Linked DNA regions of Homo sapiens: regions 1 and 3 are each linked to region 2. A link is an interaction called in ENCODE POLR2A ChIA-PET data of the cell type or tissue named here. Cell type or tissue: GM12878. All regions are shown on one strand.

Region 1 (8,000 bases), 73 kb before region 2:
AGAGACAGATAAAATAAATAGAAATACAAATCTATGTACATACATACCTTCCCTAGTTTTAGTCACTGAGAAGGCCTGGAAGCAGAGATATCCCAATTATAATGAGCACACTTAGTGCCCAGATATTGGTTTCTAAATACTATTCTCCAGTAATAGGAACCTGGGCTCCTTGAAAAAAAATGTCTGATTCCAGGGCTGGGGCTGGGAAATGCTGTGTTGGGTTAGGAAAAAAAAAAAAAAATAGCAGTGCTCAACACATGATCAGGACATATCAACAGGACACGAAAGCCAGTGAGGAGGGGCTTCCACTGACAAAATCTGCATGACAGGCAGAAGAAAGCGCATGAGCGATGGCTTTAGAACCAGGTGGGAAGTAATTCTTTCCCCTCATCTTGACCTCAGCAGAGCCCAGTGGATTTCAGCCTTATCAGAACCAGCATCTACTTTGCTATCCTAAAAACAAAATCTTAATGTAATCTAGTCATTCACAAAACCAAAATAATGCTCTGGCTCTCCTATAAAAGAGAAATAAAAATAAAAGTAATTTGCAATAAAATTTTAGGATGTAACACTCAGGCACCATTAGAATAGATGATACAATGAAGCAGTGCCTCCCGGGGGAAGACTTGCGGCAGAGCTGCTTGTGTTCATGTCGGGACTGATGAGTTTAAAAGTAACATGACACAGGGTCTTTCAGTTGCTTTTGGTGACTTGCTACTGTCTGAGGAGCTCCTGACATTCCATGTTGAATACCTGAGGAGAGGTATCCCTTTCTTTCTGTCAGCAGATTTTGCCAACGTGTTTCCAATGGCAAAGCATCCCTTGGTTAAGACCATTCAGCACTCAATATTTAAAGCCTTCCTATTAAAACAAAACAGAACAAAACAAAAAAACCTCCTCCCCAATGTTAAAAAGCAGAGCAGCATGGCACATGCTGGGGAGAACACTGGCTTGAGTCTGGTAACCCCGAGTTTGAATCTTAGTTCTGCTCCTTTCTAGATGTGACACCTCGAGAAAGCGGTCTTCCCAAAACTCAGTTTCCTCCTCTATGAAAAGATATACACCACCTGCTAATGTACCTGATGGACATGACAGCCACCAATCCAGAACACGCTTCCTGTCCCCCTTGGCAATCTCAGCTTTGGGAATCTCTCTTTGATTCCTGGTGTCTGGGTCAGAGGCTCCTCCAGAATTCTACAGAAATTCCTCATACCATGTGGTCAACCAGAATGGGCAGGAAAACAGAAGCTCTTATAAGAGGAAAATACTCACCAACAATGTGACTGCTTCAAACAACATGACCCTTCTCCACCCTTCCAGTTTCCAGACAATACGTCCCCTATCCACCCTTTCAAGTTTCACCTAGCATCTATCCCTGCTCCTCTGTCTGTATCTCAGCCAAACATCTATAATAAAATGCAAATTTGCCATGAACTAAAACTACAACTCTTGCAAAGGAGACTGGATTTTATGAAGCCCATGTTGGACATGCTGGATACCTGCACAGAGTTGAGGCAAAGTCACTGACAAATGAAGACCTGGCTGTATTAGACCACTTAACAAGACATGAAGAGAAAAATCAAGAAAAACAAGGATAGTAACACAACAGTCACATCAAAAGAAAATGATTTCAATATGAAAGGATAAAAGAGACCTTCGGGAAACTGAAGTCCTCAAATACTTTTGGAAAAAAATGACTCCTTTTATGATTATGCTGTGAAAGTCAACTATGAACTGTTATTAAGTCAGAAAAATTATAACCTCCTCTCCCCACAATACTTGATGCATTATTCTTTCTAAGAATTACTGCATTGTTGGAATTAAGAGACAGAGTTTGTTGAGGTAAATTTATACTTTTTTATACTTTTTCTAGATAAAATCCTAACCTTTTCCTCATTTTTACTATGAGCTTTTGGTCCCCATTTAAATTGATGCATTTTATTCCCAGAATATGAAGACCTCCTGGGCTTACTAGACATTAAAACTCCCCATCGTTTATAATACGTGCTTGTTTGCCTGTCTTCTCCATTGGTGTCAACTCCATGAGATCAAGGACGGTGACTGTGTATTGACTATTTAACCCCTAATTATTCCTGGCACATGTGAGACATTCAATAAATCATAGCTTACCTTGACAGACGTAACTCATCTCTATAGGTTCTATTAAGGCCATTAATTACCACTAGAGCTACAGAGTAACAGTCAACCAACTCTAGTCGGGACGTGGGGATCCAAATTTAGCAGGCAGCATTTGGGTTTGGAAAATGACCTGGTTTTTAAAAAACAATTCCTGCAAATGTCCTGCTGGAGTCTGGGATAAATAATGAGTATAGAGCAAGTGATTATTCAAAGTAGATCAAGGAATACTTACAAACAAGATTTCTTGCCCTTTGCCCATCTCCTCAACACAAGTAAACCCCACCATCTACTCTTTTTGTTCCCATTTCAATTGCTATGTAAAAAGTTCACAAAACCAGGCTGATGACAATCATCTGAAAACCTAATTTTTCAAGCACACGTGAACCCTTAAAATTGTTCAAGAATCCTCTAATCTGCAGTGCCACAGGCCTCCTGTTGCCCACCCCCTCCAGTCTGCTCCAAACATTTTTCCTCTTCTGTCCCTCTCTTCAGAAGATACTCTTCTCTCCAAACGCACCAAAGAGAAAAGCTTTCACATGAGCTCTTCCACTCCTATACTTCTCATTCCTTTCCCTCTCCCTCCTAACTCGAGGTGAGAAGGAGGAAAGACCCCAGAGCCCAACTGCACTGCCTTCTGTAAGACACATCTTCTCCCCTATTATACTCAGCCAGCAAGCATTCCCACCTTTAAGCACAACAGAAATCACTCATGTGTGCTGGTCTATGATTCTCAAACCACAACCTTAGCACCAAGGTTATATGTGGTTCCTCCCTAAGGGAAAAGCACACCTCATCTTCCTGAGATAACCACATTTAGCTTCAATGAACATTTTTACAGAATTTAAAACTGAGACGTTTCCAGTCCAAACATCACACATTTCTAGATGATTCATTTTTCAAATGTTCCATCAATGGCATCTACCCACATATTTTCCCATGCTTATTAAGACCCACCAGTATATGCCTGGCCCTCTGCTAGGTACATGGGGGAATAAGGCCCATGTCTCAGTATCTGGGGAGCTCACAGTCTAAAGAGGAAAGCAGACACACTGGCAGATAATGTCAGCAGCACTGGGTCAGTGCTTTGATAGAGGTTCACAAAGGGAACACAGAAGAGATTCTAGAAAGTCTTCCAAGAGGAAGTGACACCTCACTGATCAGCTTGACACTGATTGCAAAGTCAGGAGACCCACCTGGGTTTGAGTACCAGCTCTGTTACTTACTGGCTGTGGCCTGAGCCATGCTCTTCCTTCCCTACATGTGAAATGGGAATATCTACCCTCACATGGTTCTTTTGAGGCTGAAACATATGTAAATGCACCTATCACAGTGCCTGAAACTGAGTACAATTTGTTTCACCCTGATAATACCGTACTCTTTGATAACATCAAAAGTCAAAGCAACCTCAATAAGAGAAAAACACAATCCTCTTTGGGAGCTCTAAGCCAGTCTCACCCAGTCTGGGCATTCTGCTTTGCTCACAGCTGCTAATCTCAAACTGTAAATTGATTACGATATTTAGTTAAGCTCAAGAATCTCTGATTTATGTCCATAATTAATGTCCCATTGTGATACCTATTATATCTATGCAGGAAAATATATGTACTGAATGAGTAGAAATATTAATTTGCATTATGAAGAAACACCAAAAACTCCCATAAAACATCTGTGCTTATATAAATCTACCCAAACATACACTTGGATTTGATTTTGGAAACAAGGCTCTTTTCTTTCTTGATGGGCATTCAATAATTGTTGCTTTTAGAGAGTGGCTTTGTCATCTTATTTCTATGAGAGTATTACTTTGATTGAAGGAGATTGCTCAGGAGGAAAGCACAGAGGCACTTTTCTGTTATCACCGGTGAAGTGTTGGTAACATGAGATCTTTGGAATAATGGCACCTGCACTGACAATTCAGTGTAATTCTCAATATTTTCCATTGAGCCCAGGCAGGGTGAGCACATAGGCCTTTCATCATTTTCCTAGGAGAGTTTATGATGCTGCCTACTCCTGTATTCACACACCTGCAAGACTTTCCCCATTCAGAGTATCTTATTTTATGGTTTAAATTACTACTGTAATATAATGTAATGGGTTAGTGAGGTTCTAACTAAGGCCCACCCTACTGGAGCTTTCATAGCCTAGGAAATACACTGTCTCTACTAGAAAAAAAAAAAACACAACAAAAGGAAGAAATGGCTACATGAGGATCCGTGTCCTACTTGCAGTAATAAACAAAAAAATCAATGATCCCAGTCAGATGCCATTTGATATTAACCTCATTTTAGGGCTAGAGAGTAGAAGCTAATGCAGTAAGGGGGGAAACTAGGTATCAAGTGTTAGGTGCTTTGAAATATTACTCTTCATAACTCTGTGAGATGAATTATCCCATTTTACAGATGAGAAAATTGAGTCGTAGAGAAATGAAGTAATTTCCCTAAGATGACACAGCTACTAAAACCACAGATCAGACACAAAACCAGTCCAGCATGATTTCTCAGTCTGACCTGCTCTAAACAGTACAATAGTAGTATGATCACGTACAATGATAAATCCTGAGATTAGGATATAAAATCCTTACCTTGTGGTTCTCACTGTAGTGCTTGATAAGATAAAGGAAAGCTTGCCTCCAAAAGCCCCTCGGCTCCAAGTGTTCTGAGCAATCTAACTCTGGCTGCCTCCCAACAATTCAGCGTGTTTTCTTACTTTGCCAGCTCCAGGGACACTAGTCATGTGTCAGCTCTTTATTGCTTCAGGAATTAGTGTACATGTTATATTCAGAAACACAAATATAAATAGCTCAATTTAAAATGTTTTAATCAAACACAGCAGAAGAGTATTTTAAGTTTCCAGTGTTTCGTGTCAAGACCCAGTGCCTCTGCTATACCCTAAATGCATATTTTTAAGAACTTTTTCTAGAAAAACTATGGCCTATGTCTTAGATTCTTAAACAGACTGTGTTGCCTTTTTTAATTTAAAGTATAAAGCTTTAAATGTATGCTTATGGTGACAATTAAGGAAATGCTAGATTAGACAGGGCATCAGCTTTCCACAAATAGTACTCATTTAAGTTCATTTCCACCCCAGATCTCTGCTTGAATGTTATATCATTCAATCGCAAATCTCTCTATAAAAGTGTCTGGCTGTCTCTTAAACCCATTTACGCTCTATGCTTCAATGCCTTTCCTTGGCAACTTTTTCCATATGCTTAACTTCTTTCAGGGAAGCAGTTCTGTCTCAATTCACAGAACAGCACACCAATCAACACAAGCAGGCAGGCAGGTAAAGAAAGGAAGAAGGAGAGACGGGCACACAGAGAAAGTAGGATATGAATGAAGCTAGTCCAATAAAAGTAATGTTTTAGGAGGCAGAGTTTTAGCCCAAAATAAAATGAACCTCGCACCTACCCCCCCAGCGATCAGAGAGCTCTGAACTTGAATTTATAACCCAAACACTCTGTACCATATGCAACTTGAGACACACAACTGGTGGCACTACTGGGGATTTATGACTTATGACTTGTTCATATTTAATTTGTAACCAAACACTTCCCCTTCCTCTTAGCTACCTTAGAACTCTTGATTAACTCTTGTTTCCACAGGTCAGAGGTTAAATAAAGGAAGGGAAGCATTCTGGGGTGAGATTGCCCAGAGCACCACATCCAAGAATGACCCTGTGCAAGGAACATTAAAATAAGCGATAAGGCCAGAGATTGTTCCAGACAGCTGATGTTCAAAGCCTCCTTCGGGTACAAAGCAGAACCTTTCAACTAGAGAGCTGGCAACAAAGACAGACGGGAAACTGGTCTGCTCTCAAGTTACCTTTAGTGACGAAGCAACTCTTTCACTGAGAAGTTTTTCCCAAAATGTTTCTGAAAATGAAACCGAGGGGTTTTTAGAGAGAGTAAAGCAAGAATTTGTGCAAGGCAAGCAGCCCTTCTTCTTGCTTCACTCTGCCATGGGATTCTGTCTGGCCCACCAGATTCTCCTATTCTGTGGAAAAGCTTCACGGCTATCTAATTTTGCAGCAGACCTGGGTCAGGCTGAGGGAAGCAAAATTATTTGTACACAATTAATTACATGGAAGCCCAGCAATCCTGAAGAGGACTGAATCTATTCAACTACAACTACAAGATCCACCTAGGTGCAAGCACATTGACTGCTGTGCACCAAACCGATCAAAGTATTAGAAGTAGAGTGGTAAATATTTTAATAGTAGTGGAGACCATTTATTCAGGAATTTACCAAATGCCAGGAGCATTACATGCCTTTGCTTATTTACTCATTGTAATTCTAGATAGGGTACCATCATATCCCCAGATACCGAATGGCAAAACTGACACCCAGAAAAGCTAACTTGCTCACAGTCACACAGCCACAAAGTAGATGAGGGTCGAATCCAGTTCTGTGTGACTTCCTATACTAGTAAGTACTTTTCTGGAAAAAAATCCCTGGGAATGGTTTCAGTAAAGTGTATGTTACACAGTGATTATACTTTACATTTGATTAGCTGTTGTCAAAATGAGATAATAATTAAGCTCATTTGTGTTATAGACAGCATTCATTCACTCATTCATTGCCTAATATATATAAGTCAGGCACTGAGTAGAGAGTGGAATATGGCATAACTTCCACTAAAGTTGGTCCCTGGTTTAGATTTGTGCGAGAAGTCATCATGGCATTAGGAATGATCTGATAGAGGCAACAGGCGCAGAGCTTGGAAAATGTGGTAAGTAATGGTTGGGCCGCCCTGAAAAGAGGTATGATGCGCATTCCTTCTGTACCCAAATCACACAGCAGCCACAGCATGAAATAGGCAGGTTTCTCAAATGAACCTTTCAACAGAACAGAGGGCCCCAAACACGAGGAGGCTGAAGAGCTGGGAATCCACGACAAGGCACCCAAAGCTACAACATAAAATGCCACTGGTCACTCTCTGTTGAGACCCTGATGGAATTCTTACCCTCAGCCACTCCCGATTTTTAAAATAACCTTTGTACAGATGGCACTGCTTTATTATAAGCCATGAAAAGCAGTCCATAATGTTACAAAACCCTAATTTGTTGTTAAAAAAACTCCCTCAAATTAAGGCTGTATTTATAATTTTCAAAACAGAAACCCTAAAAACTAAATTTTAGAGAAAAGATGCTCAGTCAGCAAACCTCCTGGCAGAAATATGTTTCTCTGATGTAAATTCTTTTTTGTTTTTTCCGAGACAGAGTCTTGCTCTGTTGCCTAGGCTGGAGTGCAGTGGCGTGATCTCGGCTCACTGCAACCTCCACCTTCCAGCTTCAAGCGATCCTCCCACCTCAGCCTCCCAAGTAGCTGGGATTACAGGTGCATGCCACCATGCCCGGCTAAATTGTGTATTTTTAGTAAAGACGGGGTTTCATCATATTGGCCAGGCTGGTCTCGAACTTTTGACCTCAAGTGATCCACCTGCCTTGGCCTCCCAAAGTACTGAGATTAAAGGTGTGAGCCACTGCACCTGGCCTCTGATGTAAATTCATAAACTCATATAGGATTGAATGAATGCAGGAAAGTTGCCTTTTAATGAGTTACTACAAAAAGTAGAAAATTAAAACGAAGGGCAGAAAAATGTACGCATGAATCATTTTTACTATGTTTTTACCGGCCTTAAATATTGTGACAATTTTTTTGGTAATATATTTTAAATGATAGTTCTTTTATTACTTATAACAGCACAACACACACATGCACACACACACTTCTCTAAACATGTGCTAAGAGAATGGCTAGAGAGATTACAGCAAATCCAGGCAACAGAAAATTATATTTTAGATTATTTTTAATCATATGGGAAAATGTCCATAAAATAATAGTGGTTGAAAAGAATGGCCA
Region 2 (8,000 bases):
AAATCCAGGACCCTACTTGTATAGGCACACAAAGTCACACATCAGAATCAGAGACAAGCAAATTCAAATGTAAATTTTTAAATGAATACTTTTATCAAAATTTGCTGAGTGATAGTGCCAGTTTAGAATATACATATACATACACACACACAGCTTAGAAAGAAACACTGTAACCCAAACATATTATAGAGAAAAACCTTTTTGCAAAACTCTAAGAACTCAGTTTAAGCCTCACCACCTCCAAATGAATACATAGTTCACCTTGGACAACACAGGCTTGAGCTGCTGAGGTCCAGTTATACACAGATTTTTTTTTTTTTTTTTTTGAGACAGAGTCTTGCTCTGTCGCCCAGACTGGAGTGAAGTGGCATGATCTCAGCTCACTGCAACCTCCACCTCCTGGGTTCAAGCGATTCTCATGCCTCAGCCACCCAAGTAGTTGGGATTACAGGCACCTGCCACCACTCCGGCTAATTTTTGTATTTTCTTTCTTTCTTTTTTTTTTTTTCAGTAGAGATGGGGTTTTGCCATGTGGGCCAGGCTGTTCTTGAACTCCTGACCTCAGGTGATCTGCCCACCTCAGCCTCCCAAACTGCTAGGATTACAGGAGTGAGCCCACATGCCTGGCCAATATGTGGATTTTTTTAAAGTAAAAGTTATACCTTCCTCTCCTGCCTCCCTTCCTCCTCTTCCACCTCAGCCTCCCAAACTGCTAGGATTACAGGAGTGAGCCCACGTGCCTGGCCAATATGTGGATTTTTTAAAGTAAAAGTTATACCTTCCTCTCCTGCCTCCCTTCCACCTCTTCCACCTCTGCTATCCCTGAGACAGCAAGACCAACCCCTCCTCTTCTTCCTCGGTGTGAAGATGCTGAGGATGAAGGCCTTTATGATGATCCACTTCCACTTAATGAACAGTACATATATTTTCTCTTCCTTATGATTTTCTTAATAACTTTTCCCTTCCTTAATTATTGTAAGAATACAGTATATAAGACATGCAACATACAAATATGTGTTAGTCAACTGTTTATGTTACAGGTAAGGCTACCAGTAAACAGTAGGCTATGGAATAGTAGTTAAGTTTTTGTGGGTTTTGTGTTGTTTTGTTTTTGAGATGGAGTTTCGCTCTTGTCACTCAAGCTGGAGTACAGTGGCACGATCTTGGCTCACTGCAACCTCCATGTCTCGGATTCAAGCAATTCTCCTGCCTCAGCCTCCCAAGTAGCTGGGATTACAGGCATGTGCCATCACACCCAGCTAATTTTTGTATTTTTTAGTTAGAGACAGGTTTCTCCATGTTGCTCAGGCTGGTCTCAAACTCCTGACCACAGGTGATCCACCCACCTCAGCGTCCCAAAGTGCTAGGATTACAGTCGTGAGCTACCGTGCCCGGCCATAGTTGAGTTTTTGAGGAGTCAAAGTTATATGTGGATTTTCAACTGTGTGAGGGTACCAGTACCCTTAAACCCATATTGTTCAAGGGTCAACTGTATAAATATGCAGTGGCCTGGCCAGGGCTGAAATATAACAGACAAAACTGAAAGAGAAATTTTTCTTTAAAAAGAAAAAGACTGCACTGTTCAATCCAAATGTAAATAATCATTTACATCAAATTCTAATGCTCTGGGCAGGTAATTCTTGGGCCTGGGCTACTAAGGCGTGCTTGAGAACAACAGAACACACAGAATCTCCCAAAGCAGCCTCCTTCCTAAAGCCTCCCCAGCAGTCATCCTCCTGTGCCCAGGTTACAAATGCTATGCTTGGTGCAGAAGAGAGTCGACTTCACTGATTAAAAGCACTAATGATACTAAGATTTGTGTAGAGAAATGCAAATGTATAGCAGTCCAGATTGACAGTTAGTGAGCTTGGGAACTTCCAAAGTCAGCCCCTCCTCCCCTGTGGTGTGAGGGTGTGTGGGTTTGGGGAACAGAAGTCAGTGGGGGAGTCTTTTCTTGATGAGAAGAAGAAAGTGCAGAGACTAGTGCCGCAGAGAGCTACCCTTTCTGGAATCCATAGAGGGTCTGGCCTTTTATTCCCAGGCCCAGGCCCAACCCAAGCCTGGGGGCCCGGGTTTTGTCATGGGCACCTCCTGCTGCTGTGCCCTGGCTGTTCCACATGAGCAGAGAGAGACAGGAGGCAGGCCCCTCTGACACCTACTTAACCAAGGCAGATGGAGAGGGGAGCATGGGGGATGCCTTTACTTCCCCCTCAGGAGGAGCCCAGCAGGAGTCCACAGAGCCAGCAGCTCCAAAATCGGATTTCCACACATCCTCCCACCTCAGAACATGCCTTACCCCTCTGGCAGGAGGAAACAGAGCCTTAAGCAAGTGTGGCTCTGGTGTATGAGGGGCTTTTAGAAGACCTGAAGAAGCCTTCTTACACGATTCTTAATTTTTTCAAACCTCTACAGAGGTAGCCAAAATGGGACACAGTTCTTCATTCACCGACCCAAAGGGGGCAAGGGTGTTACTTTAAGGCGGACACAGTCTGTGTCTGCAAGATGTCCTGAGCTACAGACACATACTTTATTAATAATCTTACATACACAAAATGTCCAAGAGAAAGTCTAACAGGCTAATTTCTGACAGCTCCAGATAACAGCAGAAGGCACTGAAGCCACACTGACTCTCTGGCTTCCACAAACTACTCAGAAGAGATGGTCCCCTTTCCCACCCAAGGGATGTGATACAAATAAATAAATACAATTATCTGCAGAACTTACAGTGCAAGAACAACACTGTGAAGTCCTTCTCCCCAAATGCAGTGACTTGTGGGAAACAGATAGGAAAATGAAATGAACAGCTGGAAGATTTAATTACGGAAGAGCAATGCAGAAGCTGACATTGCTTCAGAGAACAAGCCAACAGCCCAAGCCTTCTCCCTTACCTTAAGATACAGAAGCAGCTCTTCGCTCCTGAAGATAAGCGGCAGAACCCGAATCTCTGTTTGCTGTCAATGTCAGTGAGCACGAATGTGAAGTTCTGGCCAACTTGGCTAACTGTGAGGCTGCAGCAAAGGCAGAACAAAGGGGAAAATGAATGTGCAGTAAGTTTCTTGATAAAGTATCTAATCACAATGAGTCGTTGAACTTATAACATTTCCTCTCTCAGTGGAACTCTTAAAATTTACACATTTCAAGGGAACAGACTGTAAGCTAGTTAAAAAAAAAAAAAAAAAAAAGACAGCCAGCAGCCTATTCTAGTGACCACCTCAGAAATCAAATAATCAGAGCTATCATACCTTCTCCTTACTGAGTTCAGTCTCTGAGGCAGCTCTGTTAGTCAGCCCATCAATTCCGAAAGGTGCCCTCTATTAACCTCATTTTGCTGATGAAGAAATAGTCTAGAGAGGCATTGCCTAAGGTCAGCTGATCAGTGGCAAAAAGCTGGATTTTAACCCTCGCGCTGATTCCACAGGCCACTCTACCAGCTTGCTGCTAACAATCCTCACCTGAGAACTTCCCTAGTTCAGAAAATAAGAGTGCTTGCCAGAGCAAAAGGTAAATGTTACTATGTGCCAGCCACAAAGTTAGACATCATATATGCGTAGACCATCTCCCTGACTCTCAGGACAACCATGGAATTTAGAGGATGTTCCCATTTTACAGAAAAGGAAACTAAGGACCAGAATACATCCTTAGTAACTGAATCACGTTCACACAGCTACAAAGAGGAGGAGCTGAAATTGAAACTGGAAAGAAAACAGGGCAAGCTTAGGTGTTACTTTCCTAAATTCCTATATCTTTCATAATTTCTGAATTTATGAGAAACATATTTCCTATTTTAGAGGACAGAAATAACCAAAATGTCTAGCATTGCATGGTGTTTTCTAAGAAATGGAAACAACATTTTAAAGAAAGACGTTAAAGGAAAAAAGCTAAAAATATATCAATACAAAAATTTAAAAACCACACATAAACGCAACATTAAAATATCTATTTTTAAAAATTTTAAAAACAATACTAATCAGATTACAGAAACTCTTTGTTTTGTTTTTCTGTTTTGAGATGTAGTCTCGCTCTGTTGCCAGGCTGGAGTGCAGTGGTGTGATCTCAGCTCACTGCAACCTCCACCTCCCTGGTTCACACAATTCTCCTGCCTCAGCCTCCCGAGTACCTGGAACTACAGGTGCCCGCCACCATGCCCAGCTAATTTTTTTATATTTTTAGTAGAGACGGGGTTTCTCCATGTTAGCCAGGATGGTCTTGATCTCCTGACCTCGTGATCCACCTGCCTCGGCCTCCCAAAGTGCTGGGATTACAGGCGTGAGCCACCGCGCCCGGCCAAACTCTTTTTTTAAAGTTGTAAAATGTCTAAAAATCCAGTTTTTAAAATCAGTTTACCAGTTAGCTTGGATTTCATTCCATTTTAAAAATTTAAACATCCCGCTTCCGTCACAGTTATGGCGGCTAAGGCTACCACCTACTTGCCCAGCTGTTGCTGCTAGAGCTTGTAGACAAATGTATAGGCTCAAGAATTCACATTGTGGTGAAGAGTCATTAAGAAATCGTGGGTACTCTTCTAGGAGTTGATGACTTTGTCAAGATGGACTAGAAGAGGTCACTGAGTTTGAAATCACACCAGAAGGAAGAAGTACTATTGTTGTTATTATTATTACTATTACTTTGAGACACAGTCTTGTTCTGTCACCCAGGCTGGGGTACAGTGGCACAATATTGGCTCACTGCAACCTCTGCCTCCCGGGTTCAAGTGATTCTCATGTCTCAGCCTCCTGAGTAGCTGGAATTTCAAGCGTGCACCAACACGCCCAGCTAATTTTTGCATTTTTAGTAGACAGAAGGTTTTGCCATGTTGGCCAGGCTGGTCTCAAACTCCTGGCCTTAAGTGATCCGCTTGCCTCAGCCTCTCAAAGTGCTGGGATTACCGCCTGGCCAGGAAGAAGTATAATTAAATTAGAGCAGATTTTGCTAAGTGGAAATAATATAACAATGCTAGTTCCTGTCAGAGAAGAACCTGAAGAGTGAATGGGTTTCCCTACCTTATGCTAGATTCAGTTTTGTCTTATAATGGCAACAAAATAGAATTTGCTTTTTACCTTTAAATGCTTAGATCCCATAAAGCTAAATTTCGCATTCAAGGGAAATCCTTTGAAGATGTATATCCATTTTTGTAAGTTACAGTAATTATCTCAGAAAAAGAAGAAAAGAGTTTTTTCTCTGAAGATTAAAATAAAGGTATTTTTGGTTAAAAAATCCAAATTCTAATACATGAATTTATATTAACGTAATATGCTAGAATTCAACACTGAGTTATTCAAAGGAACTCATCAACTCATATTGTATTTTACAAAGTGTATTCAAATTGGTAAAATAGTCAAATCTATGCTATCAATTATTACTTTATAAATTATCAGAAGAAATTTAAAAATCATGGTTTACCAAGCTTTTTCCAAAGGTAGAATTCTTATTGAGTCTTTGGATATGATATGAATAAAGTTTTCAAAGATAGGGTAGACTTTCTAAAACTCCCTTATACAGCCACATAAATAATTAAAATTAAAGGAATTTTCAAGGTATTCCAATACAAAGGTCAATGGACTCTGCCTGGTCATATTTAAGGAGACAACTCCATCTCTTAGAGAGTGGTTAGAGAGTACAAGAAAATAATTCAGAAAGAAAAAGTGTTCCACTCTCCTTATTTAACTAGGAAGGTGAACAAAAACAAGGTGGCAATTTAAAAGCAACGTGGTCATAAAGCAGGTGTAAGTAATGCTATCCCTCCACCTTACACAGCCAGGAGAAGAAACACATTTCTATAAAAGTTATAGGGCCGTCAAGGGGACACCAAACGCTACCTTCCTATGCCTGTTATGTTTTATCCATAAAGCTTGGATACTGTGTTACTATGGTGATTTAATACTATGTTTTAAAGGGGGATTATATGATTAATTTTAACAAGGTTGAGAACTGAAGATGTGTGAGAAACAGCATTCTAGCTCACATAATTAAAGTGATTGGGGAGAAAAGTGGGCCTCAATGGGGGAGGGGAAATCCTGTTTTATTAAAATATTTAAAGCAACAGGTCTGGATGATTCCAAGTTACAAATAAGGTTGTGCTTTTAAGAAACACTACTACGTGATCATACAAAATATGATTGTTCAGTGTTTTAACTCAGGTTTTGATTTCACTTCTAGAATGTTTAAAATGAATACTAAGTATCATCCTAGAAAGGAAGGGTATCGATAGGACTCGATGAAAAGAAAACACCCAGGATTCTCCAGGAAAAAGACAGAGAATGAATGCACCTGACTTGTGAATTGTGTGTCATTAATTTCCTACTCTCTTTTTATTCCTATTAAAAATGCTGGAAATGTGTTTAGCTACCCTACAGGCTCAGAGAAAGAATCATTACTCATTTACCTGGTTCAAATCCCAACTCAATCACTGACTAAATTTAGCAAGTTACTTAAAACCTTTAAGCACCTGAGTTTCTTCACCTGGAATAACAATGAGACACTACCATCCAACCCAAAGGATGTTTTGAGAATAAATGGAAAAGAATTTAGTATAAAGGTCAGTCCAGAGTAGGAACAATTAAAAAGAGGGACGCAAGCTGTTGCCAACTGTGAAAACTAAAACTCACATTAAAAACTAGGCCTTTGCTTAGAATCTTCCTGATTCAGCTTTATAATATCTGTGAGTAGAGGAAGAAGTCTGCTTTCTTTTCTCTCTTGCCTGTTGCATATTTTTCAGGAAAGGCTAGTCCTCTGGGTGACCAAGTGACTGATGCTTGCCTTACAGTGAAAAAGATTCTTTTTGGGGTGCCACAGCTTACCAGGAGGTACTTATTCTCAATTGATTCCCTTTTTTAATTCCTGGTAGGGTGAAGTAGAAGTCGACAAAAGCCCAAAACCAGTAGGCTCTAAAAGATTGTTTCCTTGGACAATTTCCAATAAACTAAAGGTCTGGCAAGGGAAGTCAAAGAGGTTAACTTAAAAGGGTTCTGAATCTCCAAGGAATTTATCATTCTCTCTCTCCTACTTGCTGGGGTAGTCTATGGGAGTGTTCACTATTTCTCCATAAAAATGACCTTGGGGAAAGGGTCTGCTTCCTTAAAGTCTGCAGTTTGAGTTTACCTCAGCATCCATAATTTCCAAAGGAACCAGAGATTTCAGGATGATGGAAGCTAGGAGAAACCATCTCACCCAATTCTCATGTTTCACAGATGAGAAAACTGATATTTAGGGTTTACTTTCATTTTGTTTTCCAAGGTTATCAGGACTAGGACAAAAATCCAAGCCAACTTCTGGTTCAAAGTCCTTTCCATTCTGCCACGCTGCACTAAACACAATGAAAATCCTCCCTGGGAAGCTTTCAACTCGGTTTAAGGAACTAAGGTATGCGAGGAATTCAGATAGTTGTCTTAACAAAAAACCATATTTTTCACTAAGCTAGGGAGACCACATTTGAAGTTCTCCAGAAATAAACCCAGGAGACCAGGGCCAAGACCAGCCTTAGCTGTGCTTCTTGTAGCTTCCCGTGCCTAGGTGAATATGAAAAACAAGGGAGAAAAGCAATAGCTATTCAAGCCACAGACCTAAACCTTCATGCTTCCTTTTAAATGCCTATCAGCCATTCAGGGCCTCTCCAGTAGCATTTTGCTTAATCTTGAAGTTGTTTACAGGGCCAGTGCATGAATGGTATGAAGCATGAGGATGGACAGTTTGATTCTAGTCTCCCAGTGAGAAACAAACTTTTACATGTGAGCTTCACTTTAAGTTTCATTATCCATTTTGCAAATTGAGCTACAACTACACTGGGCACTGTAACAAGTGCTGGATATACAACACTGAACAATATAGGCAGGGCCCCTGCCTTTGCAGGCTTTCTGTCTAGATAGAGACAAGTAATAAACAAGTATACCACAAAACATACAGCTTGTAATAGTGGTATTACAAAACCAAAGAAGAAACGAAGATAGAGGAAAATGGAAGGGAAGGAAAGGCCCTACTGAGATAATGTGGTCAGAGGTAGCTTC
Region 3 (8,000 bases), 96 kb before region 2:
CAAATTGGCCCAAAAGCCAACTGAAAGGAATTGTTCTTTTTTCTTCTCCTGGGGGTGGCTACATGTTCATTCATTCATTCAGTCATTCGTTCAGTCAATAAATACATATTGGGCATCTATTCTGTTCTGGGTACAGTGCTACTGTGAAAAAAAATACTGATCCCTGTCCTTAGAGAAGGAGAGAGGACATTTTACCAAACGTTCATTCAATTAATTATATAACTTACACATATGATGAGCAATTTCTTAGATGGGCAGAGAGAGCCACGGAGCCAGGGCCCAGACCAGGCAGCATCTCAATGCTCAGATCATACCCACTGAAGGGTGAATCCTGGTTTTAGCACTTCCTGGTTTGGCAAGTTACCTCACTTCTCTGGGCTTCATTTCCTCTCCAGAACAGAGATAACAACCATACTATAAGGCTGTTGTGAAGATTTCATAACATAACAAACAGTGCCCGATCTGATCCACAGTGGATGCTCAATAAATACCAGCTCCTTCCTCTCTTTTTGCACACTAACACTTCTCTGAAGCTGTCCAGGAGAACAGGATTATCTGGTGATAGAACATTATTAAGTTCCACATCCCAAAGCCTATTTATCCTTTTTGTTGCTTATGTTCCTTAGAGGAGATAATCAATAAATATTTACAAACCATCTATATTACAGGCAGCGGAGCCCTGGGCTCCATCTGCCACACCAGTTCCAAGCTTCAGACATTCTGGTGTGAAAAGGGCCTGCTAAGACACTTTCAAGGCCCCATGAAATATATGCCCCATAAAAGGAAGAGAATTAATCTCCATAACCATGAATATGAAAAAAATCTAGAAAAGATGTGCTCCAAGAATAATGTTCTTCAGCCCTCAGCCACAACTCAGATCTCAAGGGAGGTTAAGACTAGAATTCTGGGAGAGCCAAGAAAAGGAGAAAAAGAAACAGACCATTGAAAGCAGCATCTCCATCAAACCAGACATTGTCCTTGGAACGCTACATTTAATACTTCATGAGTTTCTCACATTTTCCTTTTGTAGATAAGGACCTAGAGGCTCCAAGAGTATAAGTACATTGCCCCAAAGTCCCAGGGTAGCAAAGCCCAGAGTCTGGTTGTCTCTAAAATTCATGTTCTTTCCACTACACCAGATCATAAAGGATTAACAACCCCACAGTTACTGCTTGTTTCAATTTGCAATGCAGCAATTTAGTAATTTTAAATTAATCCTTGAAAAATCATCAAGAGATTAATATGCAAATTTCAACACTGCTAGAGCTCAACAGTGATTCTGTGTCAAAAACCACATAAATTGGTCCTACAAAAGTTCAGATTCTCCTTAGAGGAAAGGCTTTCCTGCTTCATTTTGTAATTTGCTATATATTTAAAAAAACATTTCTTTTCTTTTTTTCCTCATGAATAGAACACATCAATTCCAGGGAGGCAGTGGGGTACAACAGGAACAAAAGCTTACAAACCTGGGTCGCTACACTGTGCTTACGAGCAGACCTTGCCACCTCAGCTCTGTGAGCTCTGGGCTCCCTGTCTAAAACGGGGCTCAGGTCTACCCCTTTCGGAGTAGCTCTAAGGATTAAAGTGGAAGCATGTACGGTAGGAGTCTGGCAGATTGGTATCACCATTCTGCTTAGAAACAAACAACGCTAGCCTTTTACTGGTTTGCAAAGGAGGATTTAGGGACAATGGGTCATGCACAGGGAATTGGTTCATTAGTAGCAAAACCAGCAGAAGGAATGTAAATTTTTAAAATAGTGGGGGCAGGAGAGGTAGCATACAGTGCAGACAGGCTTTGGAGGTAAGGCTATGAGAAGACTTAAAAAAAAAAACTTCCTAATCTCAATTGTGGTTTTGAAAAATTAGAAATGATCAGAATTTCCAAGTACCTTAAAATGAAGTTCTTAAGAAATTATTTATTCTTAAAAGAAAAAAAAAATTTTTTAATGAACCTAACCTAGGCAATCATTTTTATCATAACATTATTTATAGAAAATGTAAATGTCTATTAGTAGGAAAAGCACAGTTAAAACAGTTAAATACAGTGAATTAAACATACATTTATCTTTTCTCTCTCCTGATACCAGCCTCCCAGAAAAAGTCAAAGTAAAAGAATTTTAAAAGGCACAAACGCCAAAAAACAGGAGAAGAATTAGTAATGGAACAAAGAGATCAAATTTTTGAAAGCCAAAAAGCAGATGTGACTAACGAAGTGGTTTTCAAGCTGGGGCCATTAGTCCCCCAGGGGATATTTGGCAATGCCTGGGGACATTTTTGGTTGTCACAGCTGGAGGGGAATGTGCTACCATCATATAGTGAGTAGAGCCCAGAGATGCTTGCTAAATATCCTACGATGTATAAAACAGCCCCATTCAACAAAGAATGATCTGGCCCAAGCTGACAAGCATGCGACTGAGGTTGAGAAGGAAAGCTTAAAGCTACGGATAAGGTGGGCAGGCACAGCACCGAGCATTCAGCCCAACTCATAGCACAAAAAGAATTCCAAAAAGGAACTGGAGACACCCAGAATCTCTGAAGGCTAGGAGACGGGGTGCAAATAAAAATAGGAGTAATTCAATCCCAAGGATCTCCTCTCCCAGCTCAATGAGCTAGTTAACAGACTTTCCCACACCTCTCCAGAGGAATATGTGTTTACTTTCTAGAAGAACTGAACCAGAAAGGCCTGGTGACACCAGGTACAGTTGAGGACGGGCAATAAAGCCTTTGACAGGCAATAAAGGCTTACACTGAAAATGAGTACTAAACGAAGGTATACATATTAGATGCTGACATGTCATAACCTACCATTCCTACTCAGCTTCCAGAACACTGATAATAAAGCATACACTACCTAGGCAAAGAAAACAGACCAACTCCAAAGAAAAAGATTCTGATACTGATATTTGAGAGGCCACTGCCCCCAAAATAGCCACACTAGTTCCAAGCTCCAGAAATGACTGACAGAGCATTCAGCCAGCTTTTTAGTGCCTCACTCTTAAATGTGACGGGGCAGCCATTTGAGGAAAGGCTCTACAGTGAAAGTTAAGGAATAAAACAAACAGAAGATAGGAATGTTGAGCAGGAAAATAATACGAGGAGAAGAACACTTTTTAAAATCTATAAATAACAGTCTCACAGATGAGTGAAAATATTAATATAATGGCAGAAGTAAATTTCCAAAGATGGAAAGATTTGCTGAAGAAAGTAGAGAGAAAACGAAAAGAGAGAGATGGAAAATAGGAGAGAAAAAACAAGAAAATTAGAGGATCAGCACAGGATATTTTAACATTCTATCATAGAGGCCCCAGAGAAAGAAAGAAAAATGAAGAATATTTTTTCAAAGAAATAATGTAAGAAAAGTTCTCAGCTCTAAAGGACATGAGTTTCCATATTAAATGGAACCACCAAGTGCCCAGCACAATAGATGAAAACAGGCCCGTAGCAAGGCGCATCACTGCAATTTCAGGATACCAGGAGGGACCACCAAAGGATGGTTACAATAAGTAAATCACAGGAATCGGAATGGCTGAGACTTCTTAGTTGCAACAGCAAAGCTAGAAGTCAGTGGAGAAACATCTTCAAAGTTGGGAAGATAGAGTAATTTCCAACCTAGAGTTCTATACCCAGTCAAACTATCAAAAGAAGAATAAAGAGGCTGGACTCACACTTGTAATTCCAGCACTTTGGGAGGCCAAGGCAGGTGGATCAATTGAGGTCAGGAGTTCAAGACCAGCCTGGCCAACATGGTGAAACCCCATCTGTACTAAAATGTACAAAAATTAGCCAGGTGTGGTGGTGTGTACCTGTAGCCACAACTATTTGGGAGGCTGAGACAGGACAATCGCTTGAGCCCAGGAGGTGGAGTTTGCAGTGAGCCGAGATTGTGCCACTGCACTCCAGCCTGAATGACAGAGCGAGACTGTCTCAAAAAAAGAAGAAGAGAGTTATTTTTAGTCATGCTAGGTCTAAAAATGTTGCCTCTAACAAGCACTTTCTCAAGAAAACTACTGGCGCATGTCTCACCAAAATGAGGGAGTGAAATCAAGAATGAGGAAGATGTGAAACCCAAGAATGCTTACGTGACAAAAAGTTGTATAAGAAAGGAAAGGTAATCTACTAACTACTTCAGTATGCTCATTAAAATGTAAACATTAACTTCTGATTTAATGTAAAAATTTTCTAAAGGTATAGAAAGAATGGGAGAGGGGAAATATGTGACTGAGAGAACGTTATTCTGTGTGTTTCGGGGTGGGGAGTGTTATAGGTGGTAAAAGACCAAAACTCTCATCTTCTATAGGAAAATCAATAAGTGATATCTGTAACAGAAAAAAAATAAGATTTAGCAATATGAATAAGTTACTCAAAAATACAGAGGGAAACACAGCTGCTAAAAACTTGAAAGTAGCTGGGCAACTTGAAAATTGCTGGTTTTCATCAACAACTATGTAGTACTACATGTTTTTAAGCCATTAATATGCATTACTTTCATAAGAGTAAAAATACCACTAAATAAGTATGTCATTAAAAAGGAAGAAGTAGGTAGATATGAACACTTTTTAGAATACATTAAACTAAAAAATGAGTTGCTAAACAAGTATGAATAGAATCATATTTATGTTTAAAAACCATCTACAACACACACAGGCCACATCCCTAAGGTACTTGTTTAGTGTCCTCATTGTCATTAATTTCTAAATAATAACTAATTTCAATTTGTATCATCTTTGATCCAACTGCTATTTCAAATAGATGAATATTTTTAAACCTTTAATTAATTTATTATTATAGTTTTCGTTCACCGCCATAAAAGAGTGACCTGTGAGAGTTTAGTATGCTCTATTTTGAAATTTTTGGTGTGATTTAGTACATGATCAATTCTTATAAATGTCCCATGGCATTTTAAAATAATCCTTCAGTAGCCTCCTTCATAGCTACACATAACACTAAATTCCTAGAGAAAGGTTTCATCAAACACTGGAGGGAGAGTGGGATTGGGGTTGGAGGGAGAGTGGGATTGGGGTTGGAGGGGGTGGTGGTAATGGGGGCCTTTCATTTTTTTCTCTATGTATCAGTATTAATCTTTTACAACAAAATATTTGTAAAGAATTTTTAATGACACAGGTAAATGTTCAGCGTACATTGTTACAAGAAAAACAGATATAAAGTGTGTACATTTTGTGTGCTTTTAAAAATGTAAGTTTTGAAACTTAACAACAAAAAAAAAAAACCAAAAGAATACTTCTGTCTCAAACAAAGTATTACTCAACCCCCAGTGTAAGCAGTGGAAACTAACCTGCTCTGAATAAAATAGGAGCAGGGATCTAGTGCTCTGATCAGTTAGCCATCTACCTCTGTGAGGCCTTCCAGGGCTGCCAAAGCAACACTGGGGTTCCCGGTTGCACACTTTGAAAACTACATGTCATAAAAAGGAAGGATGAAAAAACTCAGAAACAGATCTCTGAGATGGGAGATTATGCCTGATTTTTCTTTTGCTGTTGTGTGATACACATACATACATACCTTTCCTATGATTTGGTACTGTTTAAGTAATAATTATCTGTTCCTGAAACACCTTAACCACCTAAACCTGATAGATTTTTTTGAAGGATGGAGATTGAAATAGAGCTTTATTAATCTTTTCAAGTTATAATTCTATATTCATATTGCCTATTTCTCAGGCCAACTATCATTTGTCTTTTTCTAGAAAATTTTCTCTTTTCACAATCTTTAAATTTATTGAATAAGTTTAAAATTTTATTCTTTTCACAAATTCAGTTTTTAAAAACTACTATTTTTCAATTTTACTTTAACAATATTCCCTAATAAATTAAATTATAATTTCTTTTTCTAGTTTTGGTTATTTATTACTATTCTTTTTTTTTAGCTTCTTGAAAGTCAAGTTCATTGTTTTCTAAATTTTTTATTTATATAAAAGCATTCAAAGCTATGAATTTTCCCCAGAGTGTGGTTTTGGCCACATCCCTAAGGCACTTGTTTAGTGTCCTCATTGTCATTAATTTCTAAATAATAACTAATTTCAATTTGTATCATCTTTGATCCAACTGCTATTTCAAATAGATGAATATTTTTAAACCTTTAATTAATTTATTATTATAGTTTTCGTTCACCACCATAAAAGACAGTGACCTGTAAGAGTTTAGTATGCTCTATTTTGAAATTTTTGGTGTGATTTAGTACATGATCAGTTCTTATAAATGTCCCATGGCATTTTAAAATAATCCTTCAGTAGCCTCCTTCATAGCCAGAGTATGCCTCTGCTTCTGCTCTTCCTGCATTACTTTCCCACTTCTTTTTGGATTTCTCCACTGTCTATACTGAATTGACTGCAACTATCAGTAATCATCTCCTTTATATTATGTAAATTCCCAAACTTTCTGGCTCATGGTAGCTTCCTCTGTCATTAGGGAAATATTTTTCTCCTTTCGTTCATCATTTCAATGGAATTTTCTGAGAGATGAAAGGTAAAAAATCACAGGCTCAAAGTATAGCATGTTATGTAAGAGCTCAGTCTCAAGAATCCAGAAAGACCAATATTTGAATTCTGATTTTACCATTTATTTCCTGTAGGATATTGAATATGTGACTTAAATTTTCAGGGCTTCTGTTTCCTTATATTAAATAATTATGGTAGTTACCATGTAAGCTTGTTGAGAGAGCTAAATGAGAAAATGGAGAAAAGCACCAAATATATAATATTTCGAGTAGTAGTACTCAATCAACATTAGCTATTGTTGTTGAAATGGGAACTCTGGTCTGAATTTTTTATTAGTTAATGTCAAAAAAAAGGATGCAACATTTTCTACCACAGTCTGATCATACAGATAATATACTACATGGATATGCTTGATAATCCCAACTTATCAAGACTGTTATCTAATCACAATACTACAGCCTAACTTCATTCATTACATTTGATCACCTGACATTTGTAACCTGTTCTATAGACGACACTTGGAAAAATTTCCTTTCTGTGAATCTACAATAGTTATGAAAAGGTATACCACATATTCCAGTACTTTTCTTATCAAGTATTCAAGTATATCCCCAAAAGAATTGAAAGCAGAGACTCAAACAGGCATTTGTACGCCAATGTTCAAAGCAGTAATATTGATAATAGCCAAAGGGTAAAAACAATATCTATTGATCTCAGCATCTATCACTGGATGAACAGATACGCAAAATGTGGTCTACACCTACAATGGAATATCATTCAGCCTCAAAAAGGCAGGCAATTGTGACACATGCTTCAATGCAGATGAACTTTGAAGGTATTATGCTAAGTGAAATAACTCAGAACAAAAGGACAAATATTGTATGATTTCACTTATGTGAAGTACTATATGGAGAGCAGTCAAATTCACAGAGACAGAAAGCAGATTGATGGTTGCCAGGGGTTGGGGAGACAGGGTAATGGGGAATTGCTTAATGAGTACAGAGTTTCAGTTTTGTAAGATACAAAAAGTTCTGGACATTGACTGTACAAAATATGAATGCATTCAAAACCACTGAGCTGTACACTTAAAAATGATTAACATGGTAAATTTTATGTTATGTATTTGTTACCACAATTTTAAAAAAGTAATCAAGTGTCTAAGTGGTAGACATTCTTTATCTGATTCTACATAGTACTATTTATAATCATAGTAAAACATTTTGAAAACATGTCATGCAGCTAGACTAGATATGTCATTCAGCTTGTTCAGAAGGCAAACATCAACCTTCTGCTCTCTCACACTCTAGTTCACTGCTCCTACATCCTTTGGAGGTAGGGATGGAGGCCCTCATGCTTCACCCACAAATACTTTATTTTATTCTCTGAAAGGTAAATATACAAAGGTAAAAAGTAGAAGTGTAATTCTGCTTGAGTAGATCTACCCTAATAAACCTCTATTTGGAAAATTCTTTATATGGAAACATTTCACTTATAAAAGCAGAAATGAGAAACAATCTAAATGTTCTACAGTGAGAGAATGGCTAAA

Evidence for each region. Peaks named below come from ENCODE experiments on the same cell type or tissue, not always from the same donor. Only the 100,000 strongest peaks of a DNase experiment are listed, where the experiment ranks them.
Region 1: POLR2A ChIA-PET joins it to region 2 with 5 read pairs; 1 of 35 experiments calls an interaction of 5 or more read pairs at or near these places.
Region 3: POLR2A ChIA-PET joins it to region 2 with 11 read pairs; 1 of 35 experiments calls an interaction of 5 or more read pairs at or near these places.

What each region holds. Positions count from the first base shown.
Region 1 is chr9:123,681,693-123,689,692 of GRCh38, forward strand. The region is part of intron 5 of DENND1A (DENN domain containing 1A); the gene reads right to left. Among named protein-coding and RNA genes, the nearest start is that of MIR7150, 200 kb to the left of the region's middle. RefSeq lists an enhancer at 3,150-3,199. In GM12878, no CTCF peak of the experiment used is centred here; a DNase peak (open chromatin) is centred at 3,180; H3K4me3 peaks cover 905 bases; H3K27ac peaks cover 263 bases.
Region 2 is chr9:123,754,815-123,762,814 of GRCh38, forward strand. It overlaps DENND1A (DENN domain containing 1A), which reads right to left. Exons shown (of 24, transcript NM_001352964.2): 5 at 2,889-3,008. Among named protein-coding and RNA genes, the nearest start is that of DENND1A, 170 kb to the right of the region's middle. In GM12878, no CTCF peak of the experiment used is centred here; a DNase peak (open chromatin) is centred at 1,857; H3K27ac peaks cover 821 bases.
Region 3 is chr9:123,658,635-123,666,634 of GRCh38, forward strand. All of the region lies in intron 8 of DENND1A (DENN domain containing 1A), which reads right to left. Among named protein-coding and RNA genes, the nearest start is that of MIR7150, 180 kb to the left of the region's middle. In GM12878, no CTCF peak of the experiment used is centred here; a DNase peak (open chromatin) is centred at 3,997.